Regions from separate parts of the Homo sapiens genome. Here regions 1 and 2 are each linked to region 3. Evidence: chromatin contacts called from ENCODE Hi-C or POLR2A ChIA-PET data. All regions are on one chromosome and are shown on one strand. Each heading gives the region's core, a stretch centred on a gene start or an enhancer-like site at or near the end of the contact. The rest is flanking DNA. Distances are from core to core; before and after follow the strand shown. Region 1 has its middle 3.7 kb from the start of TRL-CAA2-1. Region 2 holds the start of H2BC12 (H2B clustered histone 12). Region 3 holds the start of LINC01556 (long intergenic non-protein coding RNA 1556).

Region 1 (2,738 bases), core at 84-2,583, 1.3 Mb after region 3:
TATATTGCCTGGAAATAACCTTAGCTAAATAAGCAAAATCGTTAGGTATATTTTCTACTTTCCACATTTTCTTTCTTTCTTTCTTTTTTTTTTTTTTTTTTTTTGATATGGAGTCTCACTCTGTCACCTAGGCTGGAGTGCAGTGGCTTGATCTCGGCTCACTGCAAGCTTCACCTCCCGGGTTCATGCCATTCTCCTGCCTCAGCCTCCCAAGTAGCGGGGACTACAGGTGCCCGCCACCATGCCAGGCTAATTTTTTTTTGTATTTTTAGTACAGACGGGGTTTCACCATGTTAGCCAGGATGGTCTCGATCTCCTGACCTCGTGATCTGCCCACTTTGACCTCCCAAAGTGCTGGGACTACAGGCGTGAGCCACAGCTCCCAGCCTCTTTCTTTCTTTTTTCTTTTTCTTTCTTTCTTTCTTTCTTTCTTTCTTTCTTTCTTTCTTTCTTTCTTTCTTTCTTTCTTTCTTTTCTTTTTTCTTTCTTTCTTTCTTTCTTTAATTCATTAGGTATATTTTCTACTTTCCACTCTTTCTTTCTTTCAAATTCATTAGGTATATTTTCTACTTTCCACATTTTCTTTCTTTTCTTTTCTTTTTTTGAGACAGAGTTTCACTCTTGTTGCCCAGGCTGGAGTGCAATGGTGTGATCTTGGCTCACTGCAACCTCGCTCCTCACCCCCATCAGGTTCAAGCGATTCTCCTGCCTCAGCCTCCTGAGTAGCTGGGATTACAGGCATGTGACACCACACCCAGCTAATTTTGTATTTTTAGTAGAGACGGGGTTTCACCATGTTAACCAGGCTGGTCTCAAACTCCTGACCTTAGGTGATCCACCCACCTAGGCCTCCAAAAGTGCTGGGATTACAGGTGTGAGCCACCGCGTCCGGCCTACTTTCCACATTTTCACAACAGTGTTGCTAAACTTTCTGTCTCTAGATAACAAAAGTCCGGTTTCTTCCAGCTTCTAGTAACATTTTCCACACTCTCCATTAAGCATCACTGACTTTGGGACTTAGTGACAGGCAGCAGTTGTCTTCAGGTGTTTTTACTCATATTCTCCTCAAGGTCTTTTCAGTTTCCACTTGCTGTCAAGTCCCAAAGTCACATGGTTCAGAATTTATTAATTATGGCAGTATCCCATTTTTAAGTAAGAAAATCTGCATTTGCTTGTACCCATTCAGGATTTATTGCCTCTCAGCTCCAAATTCACCCTTTTTGCCTGCTTCGTGGAAATGAATCTTGAGTCCTTGGTTTTCTTTTGCCAATTGGCATTGAAGCTTTGTCAGTAGAGGGCAGTGGAGAGACATTGCGGAAGAAAGTGAGTTTTGCTTCTTTCTTCCCATGTATTACTTGGCCTGCTGCTTCCCCAGTGCCTAGCTCCTACATCACGCATGCCTTTCCCCTGCATCAGTCTCCTGCAGCACCCAGCAACAACTAATTTTCCCTGGCATCTTCTTTGAGTGTTTTGTAGTAGAGTGCCCTCAGTGAGAGACCTCTCCACGAAGAGCTTTTCAAGAAACCCTTGAAGATTAATTTCCAAAAAATTCCAGAGGACAGATTTCAAGCAAATTCTGCTGGCATAGCACCATGAGCATTTCTCTGCTATTCCGTGAGTCACAGCCATGCTCTCCCCAACAAGGTCTGGATCTTAGCCAGGGGTGGGGTGAGAGGTAGAGGGCACTTCTTTTAGTGCTTTGTTTCAGCCCCAGGTGAGGTCACTTCTATGTTCAAATAACTGTGTAATTTCTCTCTCCTGATTGCACCAAGACTGATACATACCTAACTATTGTTACATAACAAATCATACTAAAATGCAATGGCTTAACTTAAACAACAATTATCATTTATTCTCTCTCACAGATGTGTTGGTCAGGAATGTGAGCAGAAAACAGTGGGGACAGCTTGTCTCTGCTCCATGATTTCTTAGGACTCAACTGGAAGACTATAAGGCTGGTTGCTGAAGGCTGGGCATGGTGGCTCACACTTGTAATCCCAGCACTTTGGGAGGCCAAGGTGGAAGGATCCTTTAAGCCCAGAATTCAAGACCAGCCTGGCCAACATGGCAAAACCCCATCTCTTCAAAAATTTTTTAAAAATTAGCTGGGCATGGTGGTGCATGCCTGTAGTTCCAGCTACTCAGGAGACTAAGGTGGGAGAACTGCTTGAGCCCAGGAGGGTGAGGCTGCACTGAGCCATGTGCATACCATTGCACTCCAGCCTCGGTGACAGAGCAAGACCCTGTCCCAAAAAATGGAGGGAAGCTGGTGGCTAGAAATAATCTGAAGAATCATTCACTCACATGCCTGGCAGTTGCTGCTGGCTATGGACCGGAGGCCTTAATTTTTCTCCATGTGTTCTGCTCCTATGTCCTAGTTTAGGCCTTCTCAGAGCGCCATGACTGAGTTCTGAGGGCAGATGTCTTGAGAGAAAGCTGGTGGAAGCCTCTACCACGTTTTATGACCTAACATTGGAAGTCTTGGTGTATCACTTCCATCATGGTTACAGGCCTATCCAGATTCAAGGGAAGGGAATGTAGACCCCCACCCCTCAAGGAAATGTGTCAAAATTGTATTAAAATAAGACAACGTGTGATGAGATATGTTGGTGTGGCCATCTTTGGAAAATACCGTCTGTCTCAAGTATTTTTTTATGGCTGAACCCTAACCACTCAGAAGCCCCTATCACTTCAGATTCAATTTCTTCCTAACTTGTAAAGAAAGATTAGAGAAAATA
Region 2 (2,700 bases), core at 41-2,540, 1.8 Mb after region 3:
TAATAGAATTATTACACTGGAGGCCGGGCGCTGTGGCTCACGCCTGTAATCCCAGCACTTTGGGAGGCCGAGGCGGGCGGATCACCTGAGGTCAGGAGTTCGAGACCAGCCTGGCCACCATGGTGGAACCCCGTCTCCACTAAAAATACAAAAAAACTAGCCGGTCGTGGTGGTGTGTGCCTGTAATCCCAGCTATTCGGGAGGCCGAGACAGGAGAATCGCTTGAACCTGGGAGGTGGAGGTTGCAGTGAGCCGAGATCGCGCCGCGCCACTGCACTCCAGCCTGTTGGAGACTCCATCTCAAAAAAAAAAAAAAAAAAAAAAAAACCACTGGAATTAGTAAATAGATTTCAGGGATTTGTACGTTTGATTTCACTTATTACCCCTGCTGAATAAGCTTCTCCGGAGTATCCTACAACAACTTTTGGGTCTTCATTGCTTTCCAGTGGGTTAATTTAGAAACATTGTAAAGAGTTGCTCCAGCCCAACCGCGAAAGAAGCGCTTTACAATGTTATCTAGCGAAGCAAACATGAAGTGAAACAAACATGACTGTGTCCAGCTTTCTCTAAGACAGTGTAGAATGGCTCTGAAAAGAGCCTTTGTTTTCCAGTTTTCACAACCTCGCTCCTTATTTGGCCTTATGGTGGCTCTCAGTCTTCTTAGGCAGCAGCACGGCCTGGATATTGGGCAAGACACCACCCTGCGCGATGGTGACTTTGCCCAGCAGCTTGTTGAGCTCCTCGTCGTTGCGGATGGCCAGTTGGAGGTGACGCGGGATGATACGGGTCTTCTTGTTGTCGCGGGCCGCATTGCCAGCCAGCTCCAGGATCTCAGCGGTCAGGTACTCCAGCACCGCAGCCAGGTACACTGGCGCGCCGGCTCCAACCCGCTCGGCATAATTACCCTTGCGGAGCAGGCGGTGCACTCGGCCCACGGGGAACTGAAGCCCAGCCCGAGAAGAGCGGGTCTTGGCCTTGGCGCGAGCTTTACCGCCTTGCTTGCCACGTCCAGACATACTGGTCACAACTTACTGAAAGTAGCCAACGAGGAAAGGCAGCGCCTTTTATAAACACTATTGGGCGCGAAAAAGAAGATATGTCATTGGTTAGGGTTGTAGCTTAGTTTTAACCAATGGAAGTACGTCTTTTGGATTTGCAGATTGGGTTGATTGGGTATAACTAACCTCTGACGTCACCCTAATAACCACCAATCAGATACAGGACTTTCACTCTTCACCTTATTTGCATGAGAGGTCCTATATAAAAACGACTCCTGGTACCTTGCTCCCATTACTTCCCGTTTTCTCGATCTGCTGCTCGTCTCAGGCTCGTAGTTCGCCTTCAACATGCCGGAACCAGCGAAGTCCGCTCCCGCGCCCAAGAAGGGCTCGAAGAAAGCCGTGACTAAGGCGCAGAAGAAGGACGGCAAGAAGCGCAAGCGCAGCCGCAAGGAGAGCTACTCCGTATACGTGTACAAGGTGCTGAAGCAGGTCCACCCCGACACCGGCATCTCCTCTAAGGCCATGGGAATCATGAACTCCTTCGTCAACGACATCTTCGAACGCATCGCGGGTGAGGCTTCCCGCCTGGCGCATTACAACAAGCGCTCGACCATCACCTCCAGGGAGATCCAGACGGCCGTGCGCCTGCTGCTGCCCGGGGAGTTGGCCAAGCACGCCGTGTCCGAGGGCACCAAGGCCGTCACCAAGTACACCAGCGCTAAGTAAACTTGCCAAGTAAGCGTCTTAAAGCCCAACCCCAAAGGCTCTTTTAAGAGCCACTTAAATTATCGATATTAGAGCTGTAAACACGTGTTCCTAATCCAGGCTTAAATTCGGGCGATCTTTTTAAAGGGATTATCATGATCTTATCACACTGAGTAATGCATGCAGTGCTTGTAATCGAGTCTGGCTAAGGAGAAGCCACATACACTTTGTTAGTACTGAGTGAGGAATATGGCGCCTAAAAAATTAGGGATGTGCAGGAAACTTGTGTTAACAGAAAGTGCTTCCTGGCTCTTGGCGCGAAAATGGATACTTCCGTTGTGTCGAGTGCTGTGACTTCCTGTTAGAACTTGTTGAAAGCCTATTGTGTCACGTGTACTTTCCACCATGTAATGGCGTTCTAACGTGAGTTTATATATTAGTAAATTTGGTTCCCGATGGCGTTCCAGTACGTATGGCTTTCGCTCGAGCAGTTACCTTATTTAACCTCTTCTAGGCTGTACCCAGCTCTGCCTTGCTTTGCTTCCCCCTCACCCCCTGATTCCATCTCTGCAGCCCACGGGACATCGGGAAGATGCCAGACCACCAGGCAGGATAGTCTGCAAGGGTAAGGGGAGGAGCACAGCTTTTCTCAGGAGTGAAGAAACGGAACATGAAATCATCACGGAGATTTTTGGAATAGTTTACTAGTTTTTAAGGCATGTTCAGCGTCAATTGGTCCAATCAGTAATTTTTCCTTTTGACAAGAAAGCTTATAGAAAAGGAAAATGAAAAGCAAGTAGATTCAGAGGGGAGACAACAGACAGACTAGAGACAGTCCGCCCCGAAGCAAGAAGTTGGAGTAGAGGAGAAGGGAACTTCCCCAGCAGCACAGGGTTTGAGCTAAGTGTTAGGTGGTGGGTTAGAATTAGGTGGTGGGTTTTATTGTGTGATTAGAGGCTAGAATGACTATGCCGGTGATGAGCAGTGTGAAACT
Region 3 (2,700 bases), core at 193-2,692:
AGGTCCAATGCAATGAGACTGAGGGGGGAGTTTTTTGTCAGTTTTTTGTTTCCTTTCTTTTTTCATATGGAATGTTATTGGTGGCAACCTGGTGGTAAGCCATTCCAGAAGAATGGTAAAAGATAACCAAGTCAGTAATTGATAATTAGATTCTATACCTTCCACACCCCTAGTACAACCCTCCACCCACTTTTTCTTATCTCAGCACTCTAAAACTGGCAAGTTTCTTGACTCTGGTGTTGTTAAAACAAAGACAATTGCCAAGCATATCTGAAAAACATTTGAAAATGCTACCAGCTCTATCTCCAATTGGTATGCAGGGCGGGAGGGGAGATGAGAATTTTGGAGAATTTAATTCTTAGTGAAAATCACTGTTTTGTAACTGAACATGGTTCTATTAAACAGCAATTACCCGTTCTGTTCCATCAAAGCAATGTCCTTAGATTTTTTTTTCCCTTACCAGACATATTGTACACTTTTCTATAGAGAAAGCAGAGAAAGAACAACGTTTTGTCAACTTCCTTTGTTGTCTTACTCATTTTGGATCAAGAAGAAGTAAAATGGCAAAACAGACGCCTTGCCCCCTCTGAGGTTCGAACTCAGGACCTTCAGATTATGAGACTGACGCGCTGCCTACTGCGCTAAGGAGGCAACTGTCTCTCCCGCTTAACCAACGGCTCTACCAAGATGATTATGAGGCATTTTAATAAGGTTTTACGTTCTCTGAATTACAGTGTTTCAAAATAAGGCGTAACTATGATTCAATTCACTTCTAAAACACTTTGGATGACAAAACTACGTAGTACAAGGCAGGGGCCAATTCCTAAACCAACCTCGTTCTCCCACAGACCTTCCTAAGGAAACTTTAAGGGCTGCGAAGGCAATTGAGTCTGGACTTTGCGAAAGGCCTTCCTGTACGGGGCCCTGGATTTCTCATCTCATTTCTGGGCCAGGAACGAGGAGTCTTTCCCTCTATGATTAGGGCTTTCGTAGATGTACCGCCTCTGAAACGAAGACAAGACAAATAATAATGAGTTCACTCTTTTCCTCCCTTGTGAAGTTCCGTGGAGACACTCGGTCCCCTGAAGTGGATGAAGGGCGAGGGGAGGAGGTCTCAGGATTTTTCCTCGCTTTTCTTAGAAGCAACAGGCTCAAACCAAACGGTTGGCCTTGCTTACTCCTGAAGTCGAGAGGCTTACTCCCTGGAATCCAAGTGGATGTGGAGCCCATGGCGTCCTCTGGCGCTCTCGGTCTCTTCGACCCCTTTTTACTGTGTTGATGATAAATGGGGCAGGATTCCCCTCCTGCACCACCTGCAGCATCCTGTCCAGGATCCATCTGGGAGCTGAGAAGAAGCAAAGTGTCAGGGATCGGGGGTTCTCGGGCTATGCTGAGAAGCAAGGAATGCTGAAGAAGGGGCCTGAGGGAAGGGCTTATGGTGATGTGGGAATGGGAATGAAAGGACTGGAAAGGGGCGACAGTCACTTGGGTGAAACTGAAAGCGGCGACGCACCCTGTGGGTGGTAGCGTGGCCGAGCGGTCTAAGGCGCTGGATTAAGGCTCCAGTCTCTTCGGGGGCGTGGGTTCGAATCCCACCGCTGCCAGTGTGAGGTATTTTTTTTTTCCCCCTCGTCATTCTGACCCAGTAAAGTTCCATTTTCAAGCCTTGTGTGGGCAGTTCTCACAGCTTCCTAAGTGAGACAGGTTCCTCTTCTGTTTTCCTAGGGGCCACAGATAACACCCATATGTACAGTCCCACAAACGGTGCCCAAATGTTTCTCGATTTAGGGGCTCAGACATCTCGTCCCCTAGTTATTCCCTTCAGTGGCCTTCATGTGTTTTCATTCACTTTGCGAAATTTGTGAACCAACCAAGGGCAATCCTAAGGAAAAAGTACAACCTTCTTAACTCCAGACTCAAGAATAAATAAGCCACGCACGCTCATCTGCCCTATTTTCCATTGTCTTCTCCAAGGGATAAATGTGCTAAGGCTGAAAAAACAAACGAACCAACAAAAGAAACAGTCACCAGACACCTAGAGCCTTTCCCGCTTCACCTATCCTCAGAGAGCAGTTTAAGGTCCTTAGTTGAACACAGTTGAAGAGTTAGCTTTTGAGATTCTGTTATCTTCTTAAACAGTAAACATTTTTTTCTTTTTTTTTTTTAAGAAATAAGGTGGAGGCTCATAGAATAGAAAGAATAACACCTGTTTTAGGGAAGAAGGACTTGATCCGTTATTTACCTGGATCTGGGGTAGTTTAGACCATCTTTTAAGGCTAGGAGACTCGAGGAGATAGAATGGAGAGTTTTTGTGTGCAGGGAGGTGGGTAGATGCTTAGGAGCACTTTACAGTCGCCTAGGCAGAAGTCTTCTAATTTCACTGCTTCCTTCCTCACCTTCCAAAAGATGTATCCAATACATACTAATTGAGCAGATATTTTGTAACAGGCACCTTGCTTGAAAGGATGAATGCCAGCAAATGATTCCAGGGTTCCTTAGCAATTTAGTCTTGAGAGACTAGAGAGGCACATTAAGCATAGTTGACAAATAATTAATATTAAGATTGACTAAAGTAGTAATTTATATCTGAGTATTTCTTCCAGACACGCTACGTATATATGTGGTCTATTTGTTATATGTTGTTCTCACAATTACTAGATAAATAACCATGTTATCTTAATAAAGTTAAGATTTGAAAAA

Evidence for each region. A loop is a pair of places that touch in the nucleus more often than their neighbours do. ChIA-PET counts read pairs that join two places held with the same protein, here RNA polymerase II (POLR2A). Pooled maps may share reads with other maps.
Region 1: a loop to region 3 is called in a map with no recorded cell type, with 3 times the contacts of the local background. The contact joins the enhancer-like site here to the promoter of LINC01556 in region 3. A Hi-C loop is called at or near these places in 4 of 37 single-sample maps with no recorded cell type and 5 of 50 pooled maps.
Region 2: a loop to region 3 is called in a map of CD8-positive, alpha-beta T cell, with 6 times the contacts of the local background. The contact joins the promoter of H2BC12 here to the promoter of LINC01556 in region 3. A Hi-C loop is called at or near these places in 3 of 168 maps with a recorded cell type or tissue (B cell, CD8-positive, alpha-beta T cell and chondrocyte), 1 of 37 single-sample maps with no recorded cell type and 11 of 50 pooled maps. POLR2A ChIA-PET finds 5 or more read pairs at or near these places in 3 of 52 experiments (GM12878, activated CD4-positive, alpha-beta T cell and activated T-cell).

Annotation. Positions count from the first base shown.
Region 1 is chr6:27,608,031-27,610,768 of GRCh38, reverse strand. No RefSeq gene overlaps it. Among named protein-coding and RNA genes, the nearest start is that of TRL-CAA2-1, 3.7 kb to the right of the region's middle. Within about 2 kb of position 1,333, at least 2 of the 41 ENCODE cell types and tissues checked have a DNase peak (open chromatin) inside an H3K27ac peak, as active enhancers do.
Region 2 is chr6:27,145,445-27,148,144 of GRCh38, reverse strand. H2BC12 (H2B clustered histone 12) reads left to right here and starts at 1,290. Exons shown (of 1, transcript NM_001312653.2): 1 at 1,290-1,784. The coding sequence starts at 1,347. The coding sequence ends at 1,727. H2AC12 (H2A clustered histone 12) reads right to left here and starts at 1,039. Exons shown (of 1, transcript NM_080596.3): 1 at 583-1,039. The coding sequence starts at 1,016. The coding sequence ends at 630. It overlaps MIR3143 (microRNA 3143), which reads right to left and starts at 519; the gene lies at 457-519. RefSeq lists enhancers at 653-902, 1,233-1,692, 947-1,863, 2,283-2,392.
Region 3 is chr6:28,942,526-28,945,225 of GRCh38, reverse strand. LINC01556 (long intergenic non-protein coding RNA 1556) reads right to left here and starts at 1,442. Exons shown (of 1, transcript NR_103538.1): 1 at 688-1,442. It overlaps TRL-AAG2-2 (tRNA-Leu (anticodon AAG) 2-2), which reads left to right and starts at 1,523; the gene lies at 1,523-1,604. It overlaps TRM-CAT3-1 (tRNA-Met (anticodon CAT) 3-1), which reads right to left and starts at 651; the gene lies at 579-651.